4 separate regions of the Mus musculus genome follow, and all the other regions are linked to region 1. Evidence: chromatin loops called from intact Hi-C (ENCODE). Cell type or tissue: heart. All regions are shown on one strand. Region 1 has its middle 41 kb from the start of Rnu6. Region 2 has its middle 7.1 kb from the start of Gm7168. Region 3 overlaps 2700054A10Rik (RIKEN cDNA 2700054A10 gene). Region 4 has its middle 7.6 kb from the start of 2700054A10Rik.

What was found. Peaks named below come from ENCODE experiments on the same cell type or tissue, not always from the same donor. Only the 100,000 strongest peaks of a DNase experiment are listed, where the experiment ranks them.
Region 2: a loop joins it to region 1, with 5 times the contacts of the local background. A loop is called at or near these places in 3 of 42 quality-filtered maps.
Region 3: it touches region 1 in a loop (2.9-fold over the local background); 4 of 42 quality-filtered maps call a loop at or near these places.
Region 4: it touches region 1 in a loop (2.4-fold over the local background); 11 of 42 quality-filtered maps call a loop at or near these places.

What each region holds. Positions count from the first base shown.
Region 1 is chr17:13,470,374-13,475,373 of GRCm38, reverse strand. No RefSeq gene overlaps it. Among named protein-coding and RNA genes, the nearest start is that of Rnu6, 41 kb to the right of the region's middle. In heart, a CTCF peak has its summit at 2,757 (motif pointing left); DNase peaks (open chromatin) are centred at 463 and 2,763; H3K27ac peaks cover 2,240 bases.
Region 2 is chr17:13,938,747-13,943,746 of GRCm38, reverse strand. No RefSeq gene overlaps it. Among named protein-coding and RNA genes, the nearest start is that of Gm7168, 7.1 kb to the left of the region's middle. In heart, CTCF peaks have their summits at 58 (motif pointing right) and 3,004; DNase peaks (open chromatin) are centred at 3,116, 4,316 and 4,886.
Region 3 is chr17:13,519,909-13,524,908 of GRCm38, reverse strand. All of the region lies in intron 2 of 2700054A10Rik (RIKEN cDNA 2700054A10 gene), which reads left to right. It also overlaps the pseudogene Smok4a. Among named protein-coding and RNA genes, the nearest start is that of Gm26375, 12 kb to the left of the region's middle. In heart, a CTCF peak has its summit at 2,530; no DNase peak of the experiment used is centred here.
Region 4 is chr17:13,559,176-13,564,175 of GRCm38, reverse strand. No RefSeq gene overlaps it. Among named protein-coding and RNA genes, the nearest start is that of 2700054A10Rik, 7.6 kb to the right of the region's middle. In heart, no CTCF peak of the experiment used is centred here; a DNase peak (open chromatin) is centred at 2,665.

The DNA.
Region 1 (5,000 bases):
TGCCCATAACCACTGAGCCATCTCTCCAGCCCTCTCACTGGAGTTTATTCATGAGCTTTGGAGCTGTTAGTGAGCACTTCTATCTATAAGTAGTAAGTGGCCATGCCCAGGCTTCCATTCATCTCTCATGCTTCTGAATTGAGCTTATTTGGATCTTTAAGTCTAGACTGGCAGCTCAATATTACATATTTATTTCTGGGACTCACAGACAGCTGCTAACACACAGCAATCAGACCGAGAGTGGACACTGCCTCATTCCCAGGACCGGGGACAGCAGGGATACCCTGGAGCTTGGTTAGTAGCTACTTGTGGTTCCTTCTTCCATGGGCAGTGCCCCAGTAGGCACGTGTGGGCGTGGCTCCAAAATACCCAGGATGTTCTGCATCATATCCATCCTATCAGACATCTGCGTGCGACGCAGGGTGACACAGAGCTCTGACTCAGGACCAGCAGCAGCCAGTCAACCTTCATGACTTTCCTCTCCTCTGGCTTGGTGGCAGTGGGAGGTCCTCTACTGAGACGGGGAGCCTAGGAGAGAACTGGGGGGGGGGGTGAATAGTTGGCAGGCACTGGGGGAAATGGGTGTGCCATCATGTTAGTCACTGCTAAGGAAACGTGCGTGTTCCCAGACTCACTGGACCAATACACCCTGTTTATAACCATCGTGGGAGACTAATTTGACTTGGAACTTTTTTTTTTAAGGGAAGAGTTAGGAAAAGACTGGAATTTGGAGCTGGACTCTCCATCTCTGAGTGTTTTACTTTTGGGTGGGCGATATGCTTTACTGAATAATCACTCTGTGTGTGGGTGGTCAGACAGTTTTCTTCTCCGCTCAAGTCCAACAATAGTTTGACTGAGTGTGAAATTCTCACATTCCTATTCTTTCCCTCGAAGTCTCTATAATCACTGCTTCTAAATTTAGTGTGGCAACTGGGACTTCCATGTGGGCTCGAATCTCCTACCTCTGCGAGCTTCTTCCCTTATCAGGGGACCCAACAGCTTCTTTTGTCTCCTGCCTAGGGAGAGGGAATGGTCCTGCTTGCATAAATGTGTGTCTCCCATAGATGTCCTCCATTCTCTGTGAAGACTGTCTTCCCTTGTCTTAGGGGATTTCTCTCTCAGTCAGAGTTGGCCTCTTCAATCTCCACATGGTTGTGCTTTCTAAGTATATGGCTGAAACTGCGCTTCAGAGAAGCCACCAGAGACTTGCTGGCATCAGATCATGAGCATGTACTGTGACTCTGGATTGGGGGGGGGGGGGCTGCCTGAGGCTGCAAGGGTGTGACCTTGTTCCCTGGGTCTGTAGTACTATCAGCGGTTACTGCAGTTGCTTTGTCCTAATATTGATGGAAATCAGTTCATTTTAATTTTTTTTGAGAGAAAGTTGCCAGGCTGCTGTGGAGTCCAAAACCCCCTGGTCTTAGCCCCAGGTAAAAGCTGTCAAGCCGGACTGGATACAAAGTTTGCAAGCCATGAGTGGAACTACAAGTGTCCCTAAGACCCAATGTCACGGCCACCCCTCACCTCCACCCTATTCAGTTGACCAAAGTCAATGAGGAAGGGCCAGAAAACAAACTCAAAATGGGGAGCAGTCACCCCCAGTCACTTGGCCAAAGTGGTAGCTTGAGCCCTGCAGCAGACTACTGACGTGCCAGTGAACAGTGGGTTTCCTGACCCTTCGTCTCTTAGTTATCTCTTTCTCCCCATTATTAGACATTGGGAGTTGATCCAGGAATATAAATATGACCTATAACTAGCTTCATTAATAGCAAATAGTGCAAAATCTAGTTTTCAGGTCCAGGCAGAGTTTGGGGAAATAGGCTCTGTCTTGGGTACTGCCAAACTCAAGTAGGTAGAGTGTTCTGAGCATGCCCATAGGAGGACAGGTGCCCTCTTACCTGCTGACACTGACCGTGGGTACAAAACACTTTATACCAAGCCAACCTAGGTAGGCCCTTGACACCAACGCTGAGCCATTCATTGAGGCAGCCGTGTGGGGGACTACCAGTTGAAGCTGATGAACTGAAGCAGAGTGTAAATGAGGTTCATGCTAGATTTATAAAGCTTCAGAATTAAATGTAACTGTGGCCTGCCATTCCTAACGTATCAAAATGGCCATGTTCTGATATATCCGGTTACATAAACTGTTTCTTTATAATTAATTTTATCTGTTGCTGTTTAATCTCTTGCCCTGCCTCTAAGGAGCAGGGAGAACAGTGTGCCTCAGGGATGGTCTCCTCTGGACACTGTCCAGCTGCTAGCGTGGCCACAGAGTTCTTGTTTGAGCAGCCAGTCTTTCTGTCCTGTTTATCTGCTTGGCCTTTTATTGTGTTTTGTCTTATTCTGTTTTCTCAATGATGCATTAAACAAAATCCTTTGTCTATTAAGTGCAAAGGAGGAATACTTTGGTGAGGAGAGAGTTAAAAAGCAGCCCTAACTGGTGTCCTCTAGACTTCCATAGCACCGTGTCTGTACCTCTGTCCACCAACACTGTAGCGCCTCCACAATGCTCATCAGAGAGGGCTTTCCAGCAAGTGAGACAGTCAGCCTCTGTCACTAGAAGCTATGCCCTGCTGACCAGCCAGGCAAGTAAGGAAGCTCTGTCTAAACACTGGAGCTTAGTAAGTAAATTAGGTGATGGCCGGGAGTCCCAAAGGACATGCCTGTTTCTCCTATGACCGCAGTGCAGCATCTTCTATCTCTCCATGCTTCTCAAGGAAACATACATTTGCAATGACATGTTGTAGCGCCATCTTGTGGTCATTCCAGTTACCAACATCCAGCTACTTCCCGGTGGTCCATACAGCAGTCATTGTGGCCAAAGCAGGCTCCTGGAGCTGTCTTCATGTTTCTTTGTCCCCCTTGGTGAGGTTTTTTGATCCGGAACTGGACCCTCAAAGCAACTGGTCTTTCACAGTTAAAAGGTCACAGGGTCCCTGCCCTCACAACCATCTCCTTCAGAGGAAGCCACACCAGACTGCTAAGCATGAATTTCCGTTTCCAAAAACAAAATAACAAAGTTTTCAGAGCCTTTAACAATGTTACAAAGTACAAGCTTTAGAGGCAAAATCAGTTCTTGGGTGTGATCAAACCAAGACAAGGCCAAGATGTGATCGCTGGCCTCTTCCTGGGGTTTTATCAACCTGTCTTTGAAAGGCCCTCTGTCCTGTGGGATAAGGTCCAGTTATCTCCCAGCCTTTGCAAGTAACTTTGAAAGAGGGTATAGACCCGCCATTGTCTATATCGGGGATGATTTGAGAAGGAAGGGGAGGACCCAGGAAGGAGAGGGCATTGACCATGGCCCACTTCCTATGGCCCTGCATGATGAAGCCTGGACTTCAGCCCATCCCCTCCCTTCCAAGTTGCCGTCTCTACTTTCTACCACTCAAACTCTTGAATTTTAAAAACAGTAGAGCCTACTCCACTGCCCATGAAAACACCCTTATGCCACCAAAGACCTTGGGAAAGCATGACATCCCCCACCCCCACCCCCGTGTGCTTCACTAGAGTCGCTCAGCCTCTCACCCTCCTCCCTTCATGCTCACTGCCAAGGCCCTGCCCAGCCCTGTCCAGCAAATGACCACATCACCTGCTTGGCTAAGGAAGGGGGGGTCACACCAAGCCAGAGCTTTGGCCCCCTCTTTTGCACCCCATCTCTCTAGCACCTCCTCCTGTTTCCACCCTCCTCTACACGTTCTGCCTCCACCAGATGTATTTACAGTTTCTCATTGTCTCCATCTTTCATTCTTTTCCATCTTTAGTTTAGTTCAACTGTATTTCTGCTGACCTTAAACTGGGCATCCAGCGCCATCTTAGGTTGCTAGTGGCCTCTATCACCTTACACTGATCAGAGCGAGCTCCTGAACTTAACCCTCATAGTCTCACAGCTACACTTGCCCTCAGTGAGCCAGGCAGTCACTTCACAGGCCACATTCCTACTGAGCCAGGCTGCCATCTTACTCAGGAGTTATTACTGATCCAAACATTCCCTTTGTTAGATTCTTTGAAGCACGTTCATCCTTGTGTGTCCAACACGCAGCAGGGGCCTGGGAGCCAAAGAGACATGAGATATTTGCTTCACCCCTTGCATTTCTAAATAACTACATTACCTATCAAGGATGGGGGTGGTACACGAAGCTAAATAAATCTTGAATAAAAATATACACCTTTGCCAGAAATCCAGAGTTATTCAGGATAATCCTGTTCTTCATCTGACGAGATGGCACTTACTTCCTACTAACACTGACCGGCTGTGGGAAAGCCATGCATATTTTTTTTCCCATTTTCCTGACAGTGTGATAGACTGAGCGGAGCCTGCCAACCTGACGCCAGTGCAAATTAAACTCACATCTTGATTGTCTCGGCTACATTCTATGTGGTATAGGAGGGAAAATGAATAAATCAACTCAACCGGTGGACAAACGTCTATTTGTAAGTGGATCCACGAATTTTAAAACTAATGAAAATGAATAAAAACATAACATGGGGAAGAGTACTGTGCTTCTGAGCAATATCAAGGTGTGAGAAATTTCACCAATTTATCACATTCATGATGAGAAGTCCCCAGATTCTCTGTGGGACTGCAGAAAAGCCATTTGATAAAAGTGCATAGCGTTTTGTAATTAGAACACTCTAAGTAGGAAATAAATATGACTTCTCGTGCGGGTAAGAGTCTGTAGCCAGCACCTGTAGGGCAAGCCGGAGACAGAGCAAGGCCTGCTGGGAACAGTGAGGACTAGAAGCAAGAGGTAAAGCGGGTTATATCAGATTTAGTAAAGCCTGTCTATCAGTTGAGGACTGATAGACATGTAGATACTTTGTAGATACTTCCCAGTCTTTGCTATGAAAAATCCTGTTACAAAGAAAAGGCATTGTGTGCACATCATTTTGAGGGAGTGAAACAGGAATATATTTAAGGTGGGGCAGTGGGAACAGCTGCTTTTCTTTTTTTAAACTTTTTATTGATTCTTTGTGAGTTTTATATCATGCACCCCGGTCCC
Region 2 (5,000 bases), 470 kb before region 1:
CAGTTCCTCTCAGTAAATATGCTGGCACAGAAATAGATGAAATTATTCTGCTGCCCTTCCGTCCATGTATCCAGCAGAAGGCACTCCATACCTACAAATATGCTGACAGTTCCTCAGCAAATTCCCAAAGAGGTCTCCTGGACAAATGCAGTTTTAGGACATGGATGGCCCTGCTGGGTGTCCTCAGCAGGGTAGCATGCTTGCTCTGTTTCTAAACTATAGAAAAATACACTATAGTAGCAAACAGGCATCTTCCCCTCCTATGTCATGTCCTCTCAAGCAAGCTCTTTCTCCTCCTTCTTACTCCTCTTCCCTATCATACATCATTCCTATTCTTTCTTCTTTATAATTCCAAAGATATGGGAAGCACGTGACAGATTTTAATTAAGTCTCAGCTTATGCCATTGTTTGCAATAAGACCAGATGGACAACAGGTTAACTTTTAGCAGTAAAACCAAGAAATACTAGAAAGCATTAATGATTTTGAATAGTGAAGACATGAACAGAATCCCAAAGCAAACAAAAGTGAGGGTCATTAATATTTATTATACAAGTAGAAGCATACCCAGGCAAGTAAAAATCAAACACACACACATGAGACGAGCAAGAAGGGTTTATAAAACAGATAACACTAAATACACCTTTGATATGGCAGTCTACAGGAATGATGGGACAAAAATGAGAGAGAAATGCAAAGGGATATTTCTACAAAGAAGAAAGCAACAAACCCTGGACATCAAGGTGCAGTCAGCCCCTGGCTACTGAACACCTGCATGAGGTCAGCCAGTGATACTGGACAATAACATTCTCTAGCCAGTGGCCACTGGACATCACAATGAGGTCAGCCAATGGGTACTGAACGTGGGAGTGTCCTTGGCCTTACTACATTAGGATTTCTGTCCCATGCTATGCATGCTCACCCAGCAGTTCATAATGACTAGAGTCTGCTCTGTATCACAAGTGCAGGTATACGTATGAGGTGTGCCTGTAGCCCTCTAGGGAGATGGAGTTGCCTGTTTGTGAAGATCAGCCAGTACAACAACTACGGCTGACTGTTGGCATGGATAGATGAAGAACAGCCTAGGAAACTAGAGCATCTCTGGGCCTGTATTGGGGGTGGGGGTATTTCCAGAGCCTAGATCATAAGAGTAATAAATTTATCAGTTATTCCAGTCATATCTACCTGGTAGCCCACAGGGCACCTTGAGTTAAGGATAGCTATAAATGGGAACCAGAAAACAACAAAAACTTCCTGAAAATGACCTGATTGTCCAGTTCTTGAGTGTGAAATTTGCAGATGATGATGTCAGGTCACAATCTTACAATGTTGACTGTGCCTGGATCCACTGATGAATTCAAATTTTGAATGGACTCTTGAGAGAGGTGACCTGGTGGAAGAACTGTGAGGCTAGAACATTAACCTTGAAGTCTCTCTCTTGCCTGGCCCTACCCAGTCTCTTCACAAGGATGACAGGAACAGCTTAATCTCCACTTTTTTGAAATCACAAACCAAGAGAACCCCTCATTCCTGGAGTTGGTCCTCCCAGGTGTCTTTCACAGTGACAGAGAGCTGGCTCACACACTTGACAGTCAATACTAAACTTATACCTGGTAGCTGTAGCCTTGGCTCAGAGCTCTTCCTGCTGCATTGCTTTAAGGGGCAAGAAAGACCTAGAATCTATGAGCAGTGGGCCCCATGCCAAGCTGGAGCCTTGTCGAGTGGACGCGGTTCAGCACTAGAGATTTAGAGAGGAAAGAGAAACCTGCCCTCTTTATGAACTTACTGATGCTTAACATGGCCAGAGGTCAGAGCACTGACCTCTGTCCTGAGACTTTATGGCCTCAGATAGGAGGATGACAGCACATTATTTCCAAAGACAGAGAGACAGGCAGAAGATTTCTAACCTGATTCTGGGAGTGAGTGTCTCACATCTCCACAGTTACCTCAGAGGCTGCTATTTTCTATTTAAAGTCACACACCCACAAACACCCACAGGCCCATGTAACACACATACATACACACATACCACTGCAACACACATGCAGGTCTATGTAACTAACACTCTCACACTCACACACACATACATTCACTCACTCACTCATGCAGACCCATAGACATCTGTGCACACATATCCATGCAGACACATAAAAACATGTCTATACAGGCACATAGATACATGCACATGCACACACACACACATGCAGATACACACAAACAAATGTCCATGCAGACATTCTGCTATACACACATATACACACATTCGACCATGAAACACACACACATACACAAACACTCACCCATGCAGACGCATAGACATCTGTGCACCTATATCCACGCAGACACATAAAAATATGTCTATACAGACACATAGATACATGCACAAACACATGTCCATGCAGACACTCTGCTATACACACATATACACATATGTAACCATGAAACACACACACACACACACACACACACCAGTAGCAGTAGCAGCAGTACACTAGGGCAGCCTCAGGGCAGAGCTGTGTCCACCATTTCTCTCAGTCAGTATAGTTGGTCCACATGTTTATGGGTGTCACATCTGAACCATTTAAGTACTTGTCCTGATGTGTCTGTAACCATGAACTGGCAACCACTGAGCTTCCGGATAAGGGTGGTGTAGGCAAGAGGTGTACAGCCATCCCGTCTGTGCCAGCCAGCCTTGAAGGTGGCTTACTAGCATTCAAGCACCACCAGCCTTTACCCATGTCTGGGCAAGGCAGTTCTTGACCCTCAACCCTTCTGCCCACCATATCAGTCTCCTTGGCCTGCCCACTGGTAGGAGATGGGGAACCATCTCTGAGACTAGCCTGGGGCATGCATGGGGCAGGTCCTATTCTTCCTGTCTCTGGCTCTAAGCTCCTTGGATTCTCAGGAGCAAAAGTATCTGAGAGAAACAAGTGTCAATGTAAGCCCTGAATCTACTTGGACTTCTGTCTGACCTTCTAGAGAATGTGTCATGGTGGAACTTGGACATTGGAGGGAGCCCTATGACTGCCACGCCAGCCTAGGCTCCACAGACCCAGAGCAGGCTACTGCAAGATCTCCAAATCACATGTCTCTAGTTCCTCTTCCCATGTCTAGCTTATAAGTACTGTAAACAACACAAAGGTCTCCCTAGCAGCATGGCTCAGTTCCACAGGAGATACTGCCACTTGCTATGCAAACAAGACCCCATTGGATGTAGTGGGAAAGAACACTTACCCCACTCCTCAGGCTGTGGAGGCTGCCTCCACCTGGCAGGACAGTGTGGCTGGTGCAGTGGTAAAGGCCTGTTTGGGGTCTCCTCTACTCACCTAAGTCAAGGAGATACAGAGGCCGTTAAGCAGGTACAGTTCATGGATTCTGGGAAGGAATAGGGTTGGTTACCTACCCATGGAACCGTCAGGGTTCCTTTACTGCCCAAGGTCCAAACAAGTACTGATGTCACTTTACTTGGACAAGAGGAGGCTTGTATGTCACTGCTGATCACAGTAATTGTGATCAAACCGCGGACCCATTGGTGTGAGGGCCACATCTGGACACCCTTCTCACATTTGTCAGAGTGGAGCACAATTTGCCTGGCTCAGTGGGGCAGCATCTCCTCATATAGGCCTTCTGTGTATGCTGAGCTCAGCTAGAACAGGTGGAGTTGGGAGAGACAGCCAGGATATAGGCTAGTGCAATGACACACACAGGGGAGCTGGCAGAGCTGAGGGTTCTGTTCACCGGATAGTGTCATATAGAATAGCCTGGGAACTGTAGGAGAAGGAAAGTCCACAGGCTGGCTCAGGCTTCAATCCCAAAAGATCAGTGTTCCCCATTTTAACAAAATGAGGTTAACTAGAACTGACTGAGAAGCATACTATCTTCCATTAGAAAACCTTTGGGAACAAAAATGCTATTAAGTGGGGTCTGTGTCAACTGTGGGTGCCCAGCATGGGGAGGGAAGGCTGTCAGGACATGCCCCCTTACACACACACAGAAACACATGCAAGTGAATATACAGGGACACACACATGCATGTGAGCATGCACACAGAAACAAACACACACACCACATTAACAGTGTTGAATACACCTATATAGACACTGATTAGTATGTTGGAAGTCTATCATGGGCATGGGTCCAGCATGCCTACCCTCAACCACATATGTTCCTGAAGAGTGTGAGCCAGGGCTAGTCCCTCCCCTCACTGGGGCCCCTATCCCGCAAGCTCATGTAAGGTCACTCTGCTCCTCCTTATCCTTGCCTGGCCTCAAGCATGTCACCTGGCCCTCGGGCTCACAAGTGATCCCAATGAAGAAAGTCATCCATGTTCCCAGTCTTACATGGCTGCACATAGTGCTGACACCCAGCAGGAGTCAAGTGTGGACAGGTACTTGGCAAGGGTCTAGGTCCTTGGCTTTATCAGTGTCTTCACCACCACAGAGCTCCTGTGGGACCAAAGCACTTCAAACAGGGCTGGGTAAGTGCTGGGTAGCATAGCTAAGTATGCCTGTGAGGAACAGACAGGCCCAACACACCACAGTACATCCTTCTCTTGGCCTGGATATGCCTGTCTGCCCTTCCCAGCAGAGCATGGCTGCATTTACAGCTGCTCTGCATTTTCTTTGGGAATAGAGCAGTAAGAACCGAGCTGGGGCTTCTGGTCCTCAGGGAGCAGGCAAGGGTCTTGTGCTCAGTTGTCCACCGATAGTCATTTTGGCCCAGTGATTGTGGTTTTCAACATTTTCAGCTCAGCTCACTCATCCTTAGTGTGGGCAGCAGCTAGGGGTACATGGAGTTCAAGACCTGTGCCCTGTGTCTGCACAGTGAAGAGAGAGCCAAGACCATTCTTGACCTGAGAAATCACTTGGGTCCCATAATGATTCTATTTCTGTCCTTCCTCTAGGCCTGTGCAGACATATAGGGAACGATGCCAAGTTTCTCTGGCTGCCCGGCTGTGCAGAGTTGCAGACTGTGGTCATAAACCTTAGAGAATGGAGAGGAC
Region 3 (5,000 bases), 50 kb before region 1:
ATCAACCACACTCCAGTGGATGCCCCACACTCATGAACAGATGACAGCAGGTTATTAAAATAGGACATGAATTTTGTGGGTTGTGGGAGTGACTGTGGGGCTGCATCTGGCATGAGTGAGGGAAGGGCAGGGGTTGACTAGGATCCAGATATATTTAATGGATATCTGAAGTTCTCAAAAAATATTATAACTCTTAAAAACCATAAAAAAGCTGGGCAGTGGTGGCCCAAACTTTGATCCCAGCATTTGGGAGGCAGAGGCAGGCAGATTTCTGAGTTTGAGACCAGCCTGTCCTACAGAGTCAGTTCCAGAAGAGCCAGGGCTACACATAGAAACCCTGTCTCAAAAAACAAAAAACAAACAAACAAACAAACAAAAAACAAAAAGAAAAAGAAAAACAAAACAAAATAAAATATTAACGCCCCCAAAAAGCCAAAATGGAAACAACAAAAATTGCAATGAATAAGATAATCTAAAAGAACGAAAGTCAGAAAGCCAAAACTGGCACAAAATTTCACCAAATGTTAAACATAATAAAAACAAAAGAGAATTTCAAACAAAACCCTCAATTAACAGTGAAAGCCAAAAACCAGCCAAGCAAAGAAACCAGAAAATAAAATCCAAAGCATATAAGGTTAAGACTCAAATAAGCCCCAGGGTGGTGGCACACACCTTTTGTCCCAGCACTGAGGAAGCAGAGGCAGGTGGATCTCTAAATTTAAGGCCAGCCTGGTCTACAGAGCTAGTCCGAGGACATCCAGGGCTACACATAAAAAAACAAACAAACAAACAAACAAAAAAACCCTGTCTCAGGAAAAAATATCAACAAAAAACAAAACAAAACCCTCTAATATCCACAGACTGGGTAGCTAGTTCAGCAAAACACAAGGACCAACTTTCAGTCTTTTGAAACCCTGTGTAAAAACAGTCAACCGAGTAATTTTAATTTCAGATTTTGAAGTGGGTCAAAGACCTCAACATAAAACCAGACACAAGGTCTAATAGGACAGAAAGTGGGGGATATCCTAGAACTCATCAGCCCAGGAGACAACTTCCTGAACAGAACACCAATGGATCAGGCACTAGGATCAACAATAAGTGGGACCACATGAAACTGCAAGTTTCTGTATACAAAGGACATTGTCATTAGGACAAAACAGACTATAGATTGGGAACGAGTCCTCACTGTCCTACAGCTGATAGAGGGCTGATATCCAAAATATATAAAGAAATCAAAAGGAAGCTAACATTAAAAAACCCCAAAACACAAAACAAACAAACAAACAACATCAAAAACCCAAGCAACCCAATCAAACAAATTGGGCATAGAACAAAACAAGAGAATCCACAACTGAGGAATCTTGAATTGCTGAGAAGCACTTAAAGAAATGTTCAATATACTTAGTCATCAGAGAAATACAAAACAAATGATTCTGAAATTCCATCTTACACCCATCAGAATGGCTAAGATCTAAAACCCAAGTGATGTCACTGCTGGTGAGGATGTGAAGCAAGGGTAACTCTTCTCCATTGCTGGTGGGAGCACAAACTTGTACAACTACTCTGGAAATCAATTTGTCTCTTTCTTAGAAAATCAGGAATAGTTCTTCCTGAAAGACCCAGCTATACCACTCCCAGACATATACCCAAAACAAGAAACTTCCTCAAGCATTTTCATAGCAGCCTAATTCATGACAGCCAGAAACTTGAAACAACCCAGATGTCCCTCAACTGAACAATGGACAAAGAAAATGTTGTTCATTTACACACTTGAGAACTATTCAGCTATGAAAAACAAAGGCATCATGAAATTTGCAGGCCAATGGATGGAACTTGAAAATATCATCCTGAGTGAGGTAACCCAGACCCAGTAAGACAACCATGGTATGTGTTCACTTATAAGTGGGTATTAACTATAAAGTACAGAATAGCCATGCTATAATCAACAGACTCAAGGATGCTAAATAACAAGGATGACCCAAGAGAGCATGCTTGAATCCCATTCAAAAGGGGAAATGAAATAGAGTTGGATGGAAGGAGGGAACTGAGGGGGAGAGGTGTGGAGGAGGGGAACAAGGGTAGTGATAGGTGTGGGGATAGCACGGGGAGGGCCAGAAGAAGGGTGGATGTGGGGGATGCATCTGTGGGATGAGTTGGAGACTTGGCAGGGATGGGGTTGGGGGAGACTCTAGGGAGCCTATGAGAGTAATGCTAGCTGAGACTTCTAGCAGCTGGGGTTGGAGAGACTGAAGTGGCCATCTCCTGTAGCCAGGCAGCATTTCCAGTAGGGGGAGGGAGGCACTAACCAACCCACAAAACCTTCAACCCAAAATTTGTCCCACCTATAAGTTGTTCAGATTGAGGGAACGGCCAACCAATAACGTGCCCAACTTGAGACCCACCCCATGGGAGAGAACACTGTTAATGATGCTCTGACTTGCAGACAGGACCTAACTGTCTTCTGAGAGGCTTCATCTAGCAGCTGATGGACACAGATGCAGAAATCCAGAGTCAAACACTAGGTGGAGCTTGGGGAGTCTTGTGGAAGAGTGGGAATAGAACTGAGCAAACCAGAGGGGTCAATACACCACTAGAAGACCTACAGTGTCAACTAACTTGGGCATATGGAAGCTCACAGAGACTGAACCACCAACCAAAAAACATGCAGGGCTGGTCCTAGGCCCCCTATGTATTTGTAGTAGATGTACAGCTTAGTCTTCATTTGGGTCCCCTAGCAACTGGGGCAGAGTCTGTCTCTGACTCTGTTACCTGCCTTTGGATATCTTTCCCTTAGCTGGGCTGTCTTTTCTGACCTCAGTGGGAGAGGATAGGCTTAGTCCTGCTAGGATTAGATGTCCCAGGGCATGTTGGCACATAAGGAGTCAGCCTCCCTTTCTCTGAGAAGGGGAGGGAATTATAGGAGGAGGGGCATGTGAGGTGGAAATAGGAGAACAGGATGGAGGGGGGCTATGATAGTAATGTAAAGTGAATAAATAAGAATAAAAAAGTCTTAAAAAATAAAGTAGATGGCTTACCTTAGAAACAATGGCCAAGCTGACTGATGGCCTAAACACAACAGGTGTTCTCACACCTACAACATGTGCACCTACACACGCTCTTGTGCACACACACAGTCTTACACACTCACGTACAAACACACAGGTGCTCTTAACAGTCACCCACAGTTATACACACACAAACACACACAGACACACACACACAAACCCAAAGGTACTCACGAGACGCAAATAAACTTAAAACACAACTCACACACACAAGCTCCTCCCAAGCACACACTGATCTACACACACACACACACAAGCTCACACACAAACCAATCAAACACAAAATCCACACACAGCTCACTAGATACAAGGAAATCACAAAGGGCAGCACCTACTCCACCAACTCCACCAAACTCCACCAACTCCACCAACTCCTCTCAACACACTCAAAGAAATCTAGGTGTGGCCACAGCTTAACCCTGCTGGCTGGGGCGCATCATAGTCGCTCCTCATGTGGTCATATCAGGACCTGTCCTGGCAGGGCTGGGAGGGACTCAAGGCTCTGGCTTAAGTGGGCTATGGAGACTGACATTAGGCTTTTAGAAATCAAAACCTCTAGGCCGTGCTGATATCCTTAGGTCTCTGGTTTGAATGTTTGCTGTGCCTCCTGCTTTAAAGTCCTCATGTCTTCACTCTGTGTGTCACCTTTGCATTCCAACTGATGGGTCCAGGATGATGCCACCACTTAACATAAAAAAAAAAAAAAGTTCCTACTCATTAAGACCTAGGTGGCTGCTGCCTTTCTGACATTACTGTAGCCATTTCATTTTATACCTGTAGCCAGCCATCTTAAATTATTACAGAGGACCTTTCTCATGCCCAGCTAACCATTAACTGCATATCCCATTAAGCTTTATGCTTTGGTGTTCTTGCAAACTCCCCCGACCCTTGCCCTCCTTTAGGGCCAATCATAATAACTAAGGTCAGTTAGAATTGCTTTGTACAGTTAGCAAAAATAAGGTTGGACTTGAACCAGCCACCCAACTGCCTGGCAAGACTTCCTGCACCTGTGTGTGAGCTTTTATGGTTGCCGTGAGCTCCTGTGGTTTTTGCCTTTTATAAGCAACCCTTGGGAAACAGGGTTGCAGTCTAAACTTCTGAGTCTGATCTGCATCCCTGATCAATCAGTCCCAGGGTATATGTTCAATAAACTAACCCTGCTTGACTGAGATGGCTGAGTGGTTTGTGGGGTGATTCCTGGACCCCAACTCTGCTCATGAAATATAATAGGGCAGCTTATTACCACCTGTGAGGATGACAGAAAGAGGCGTTTCTCATAATTTCCAAGGTTTTGGATTCTCATCAAAAACATGGGAGGGGCCTTAGGGGATAGACAAGTGGTTAGAACACCTGCCCTGCAAAGAGGGAGGGCCTGAGATTGAATGCATGTGGACACTGAGCACACACTTGCAATATCAGAGCTCCTAGGAAGCACGGAAAGCATTAGAGACAGGAAAATGTCTGGGAGCTTGTGGGCCAGATACCTTGGCATATGTAGTCTCAAACCACACACCTAGTTTCAAACAAAGTAGAAGGTAAAATCTGAGAAAAATGTCCTCTACCCTCCACACACATCATGGGACATATCCATGACCATGTACATACAAACTTTTCCATTTTATCTCTCCCCTCCCTCCCTCCCTCCCTCCCTTTCTCTACCCACCTCTCTAACCCGCTCCCCCGACCACCACACACACACACACACACACACACACACACACACACACACACACACACCACACACACACACCTGGCCCAGTCATCACACACAGAGGTTTCCATTATGTATAGAAAACCAAGTCCATGCTGTGTGCAGGGCTCACTTTACACTCTAAGGTCCAAAGGTGGAGCAGTCACATGCGAGGACCAGAAGCTCTGTGGAAACCGTGAACAGATTACCTGTGCTGCTGACACACTTGAAACAGACTCTGAACC
Region 4 (5,000 bases), 89 kb before region 1:
ATCCTCTCTGCCTCACAGGCTGAACCAGGGTATTGACAGTGGTTTCCAGAAGTTCCCATCATTCTGCACTCATGCTTGTCTTCAGCGTGGCTGGCCGAGGGACCCTTACATGGGAGCATGTTTGAGCCAAGCCCTTGAGTGGTACCTACCAGTTCCTGACTCCACCCCCAGTTCACAGAGAAAATAAAATAGACACAGCGTTGAAATCAGGATTTCTTTTTTCTTCACCCAATACAGGAAATATCTGGAAACTAGTTAACACTAGGTGTTCTGCTGGCAAACACTATTTTCCATTTTCCTCTTGTGGTTTTATTTATCGACATTTGAATCATTATGTTGTTATGACTTCCTTTCTATTTCAAACAATTTCCCCATTCTACCGCATTTTATACCCACAATTTTGTGTTCTTTTTCCTAAAAATCTATTCTCTGCAATTATGCATTCCTGGGCCTCCTGGAAAGCCTCTTGGAATGTGGCTGGTCCCTGGCCAGCTCAGCCCCTTCTCACCTGGGTGGAGGGGTCACTGTATCCATCAACTGTAGGACTGGGACTTGGATAACACAGGACCCAGGGTCTTGATCCACTGTAGAAGTTAGGTCTGGTTCTTTCTTCCAACCTCATGCTCCCAGAAATAAGACTCAGATTTAAAATATACTCACAAATACCTCGACACTATAGCTAGGCTCTTCTCTGATGAGATCATAACTTAGGATAACCCATTTGTTCTAATCTAAATACTGCCACATGGCTGGTTACCTGTGCTCAAGTACTGTGAGTCCATCTACTCGTATCTTCCTGGGTGAATCTCGAGCCTGGCTCTATCCCAGAATTCTCTCTGCCTCCCGGCTGTTCCACCTTCTAGTCTACCCTTTCCTAGAGGCCATAAGTTTTTAATTGACAGGTGATGTAACCATACAATAGATGTGATATTCTTTCTACAACCCACTGACAGCAGTCTGTTTTCAATTTGTTGAGCCTGCTATAGGACTTCATTGAGCCTTTCAAGCAAAGCAGATGGCAGAAGTGGGAGGTAGACCCAGGCATTTGTAGGTAGACCCAGATGCCTCAGCCTACTCATCACCAGAGACAACTTGCACCTACTTCTTTTGTTTTTGTTTGTTTGTTTGTTTGGTTGGTTGGTTTTTGGTTTTGTTTTTAGGATTTGATCACAATACATTAGTTTTAAAATTGCTGTTCTTTTCTTTTTTTATTAATTAATTAATTTTTTTTACATTCCATTTTTATTCCCCTCCCCATCCATCTCCTACTGTTCCATATCCCATTACTCATCCCCAACCCCTGTGTCCACGTGGATGTCCCCCCCCCTCCCCCGTGCCACCTGAACTCTAAACTCCCTGGGACTCCAGTCTCTTGAAGCTTATGCACCTACTTTTTTATGGACCATATTTCTGAGTGTTCTGTGAGCATAGAAGGGGCTGACCCTGTAGCCTGCAGTGCTTAGAGCTGAATATCCAAATAGGAAAAAGCCTCTTGGCAGGAGGCTAACACCGATGGTGGGATGGCAGGGGTCTGGTAAGGGAGGCTGACACTGATGGCAGCCTGGGGAGGGAGGAGTTGCGTGAGCAAGCAGGTGAATATGTACGTGGACAGATGGTGAGTCAGTTAATGATAGAGCGAGTGACTGGGTAGAGGAGTGAGTGAGAGCACGTGAAAGAATCAAGCATGAACGAAAGGGTGGATGAGCGAGCAAATGAGGTGTGGATGGATAAGTGTCAGTGAGTGAACTGATGAGGGAGGGAGGGAAAGGTGTATGTGTGAGCGGGTGGGTGGATGAGTCAGTGAGTGATGGAGGAAGTGGGTGGATAAGTGCACAAGTGAGTGTGTGAGTGTGTGAGCAGGTGGATAAGTGTACAAGTGAGTGTATGAGTGATGGACAGATGTAGAAGTGTGTGAGTGAGTGATGGGTGAGTGGGTGAGTGTGCTCCAGAGCACACAAGTATCTCGAGCGAAAGCAGCAGGTGGGAATGAACAGATTGTCTCTGTGGTTCTAAGATGGCACCTGTCACTTGCCATTGTTGGGCTTCATGGCTCTGACACACTGATACCATGCAGACTTCCAAAGCTTGTTTCATGTCTGCACTACCATGTATCCTGATGGCGACTGTCATGACCTAATGCTCCCCTGCTGTAGATTGTGTGGGCTTTCCATCTGGGTATCAGCTGGGCTGGTTTTCTGTGTGAACTGCATCTTGCTGCTTCGGGCTTGTGTACAAACCTCTACACACTGCAACACATTATTTCTACTGTATATGGATAAACACATTCAGTGAATGTATTTCAAGTTCTTACCTGAGTCAGGAACATCCCTTAGAGAAGCAGAAAACAAAATGCCCAAAGCCATCCAGGGGGCACAGGGTATGTATGTGTGTGTGTGTGTACACATGTGTGTATGTTCATGTATGTGGGCATGCATTTGTGCATTTGTGCTTGTGCATGTGTGTATGCATGTGTGCATGTGTGTGTGTGTGCCCTGCCTGGTCCCTGCTCTTGGTGACTTTTGTCCTTTCCGCTCCTTAGCGATGGCTTTACTATTGAAATGATTTCCTTATTCTGGTGTGAATGCCAAAGAAAATAGTGAAAAAAAATCACTATATCTGACTCCACGGGACCACGGCCAAGGGCTGGCCATTTCTCTAATTAGACACAGGACCACACCCACGGGAAGAGCACTGCTCTAAGTGGAACTCCCATCAACTTTATCCTTTCAGCTGTGGGTAAAGGACATGCACAGGTGTGTGAGGTTGGGGGTCGTGTATTGATGGCATTTGGTAGATTATAAAAATCATGTGGTAATTGGCCGTAAGTGGCCGTCAGTGCTGGTCTCACTTAGCAGACTGATGCTTCACTCTTGGGCCCAGGGTCCTGGCTGGTGTGGCATCAGTGTTTCTCAGCTGCTTGTACAGCTCATAGGGAGGTGCCTATGGTGAGCTCTCTTGAAAAGCAGTGGGGTGTGGCTCTCAATTCCAGGGTGGGTTTTGGAGGTTATGGTGGAGCAATGTGCACACTTTGGTCACAGCCCAGTGTTCTTAGTAACACCCGGTGTCCTGTAAGCCACTTTGCTTCTCCCACCAAGGGGCTTATGGCCTGTGAGGTACACTCAGCAGTGACACATTGAAGGTGACCCAGCTGCGAGCATGAAGGTCTCAATTAGAGGCAGCTAGAATCTCTCTTCAGGACCACCTAATCGCTGGTCACAGGGTAGACATTTTCACATTGAAGTTTTAATTTCAAAGTAAGTCGTGCGAAAAATGTTTTCTCGGAGCTAAAACGTATACAACTGCCCTTGGTGAGGTGGAGAGTTGGATGAGTTTGCTGGGCTATTTCCAGGTGTCTTTTTGTGTTTAAACTAGTCCTGGTAGAGACGTGGGGGGTGTGGGAGTGGGGGGAGGGTGCCGGGCCAGGACAGTACCATGTCCTGAGTCAGCATCCTGCCCATCTCTGGGATTCCTTACTTTGAGAACTTCAGTAGATAGCACACCATGAGAAAGATGCTGCGAGGTTGTGTCTTACCACGAGTTTGGGAAACAGGGTGCATTTCACTGGGGAGAGCTGATCCCCGGCACCAGGACCTTATGGGGGACAGTAGTGAAGAAAGAGTGGAACACACAGCAGAGAGCTCTGGAGAACTGACTAATGAATGGAGTGGCTGTGAAGATCCAGAGTGGGAGGTACTTATGCCAAGCAGCCAAGGGTCCCAGGTTACGGGGACTAAGACACCCATAGGAAGCAGGGAAGCGCTGTCAGGATACAGGGAGTACAGACTGGATAACATAGGGCTGGCTGTTCCCTCCTGGTACTTGGTGATTCTCAGTAAGATGCTAAGTCACAGCTGAGGTGTACAAGCACAGTGCCTGAGCCTTTAGACTTCCCCTCTCAAGTTGGGTGACGTGCTCTATCTAGTGCAGTAGTTCTCAACCTGTGGGTCCTGACCCTTTGTGAGCATGGAGTGGGGTCGGGTGGGGTGGCGTGGGGTGGGTTGAAGGACTCTCACAGGGGTCTCATATAAGATATCCTGCATATCATCCGATATTTACATTACAACTCATAACTGTAACAGAATTGCAGTTATGAAGTAACAACAAGACAATTTTATGGTTGGGGGTCACCATAACATGGGGAATGGCATTACGGAGGTTGAGAATCACGGAGCTGATGTCAGAGGCTCAGGAATGGTGGGCAAGAGCTTACAGTCCATTTGGTCAGCTTCTGTCTGCCTCTCCCCCCCACCAGCCCCACCTCAGACAGTGAGGGGTAAGATCCTCAAGTCCACTTTGTATGATTGGGGACATTTTGTAGCCTTTGCAGTTTTTGAAATTTGTTAGTATGTGCCAATTATGAGAAAACATGAAACACTGAAACCTGGTGTGTAGGGGCTTTTGTATTGAAATATGTATATCTCCATATGGCTCTTGTTCTGGACTCCAGCCCGACCGGGACCTAGCTGTCTGTGTCAGTGACACCTCAGGGACAAGAGGTCAGTGGCACAGGCCCTTGGCATCTTTTCTTTGATGACAGTCAGTATAGAGTACGGATTTTACAGCACAGTCATCAGAGCCTGATAGTCATCACTCCTGGCCACGGTCCCTTTCTTACCTTTACTGGTGGTTAAAGAACAGCCTGAGAACAAACTGGGACAGGCTGGGGAGAGGGGCAGCCGCCTCCTTGTTTGGTGGCTCTCACTCTCACTGCTGCCGTCCTAGGGCTGTGTTCTCAACACTGGGCCAGCACCTTATGGGCAAGGACCCAGGCACTCCTCAGTTTCAGAAGTGCATATTTTAATTTTTTGTTTTCCGTGTTCTGTAGAATCAAGGGTGTGCTTTAATAAGTTGCTTTTAAGTTTTATTCCATTGCTCAGACTGTTAAAATTACTAGTTCCCTGGGAGCTGAAATGCTCCTCAATTCTCTTTGTGGTTCTGAGAGACTGCCTTGTAAGGTATTAAAGACTACTCCTGGACTGATTAAAACACAGGCCGGAGAG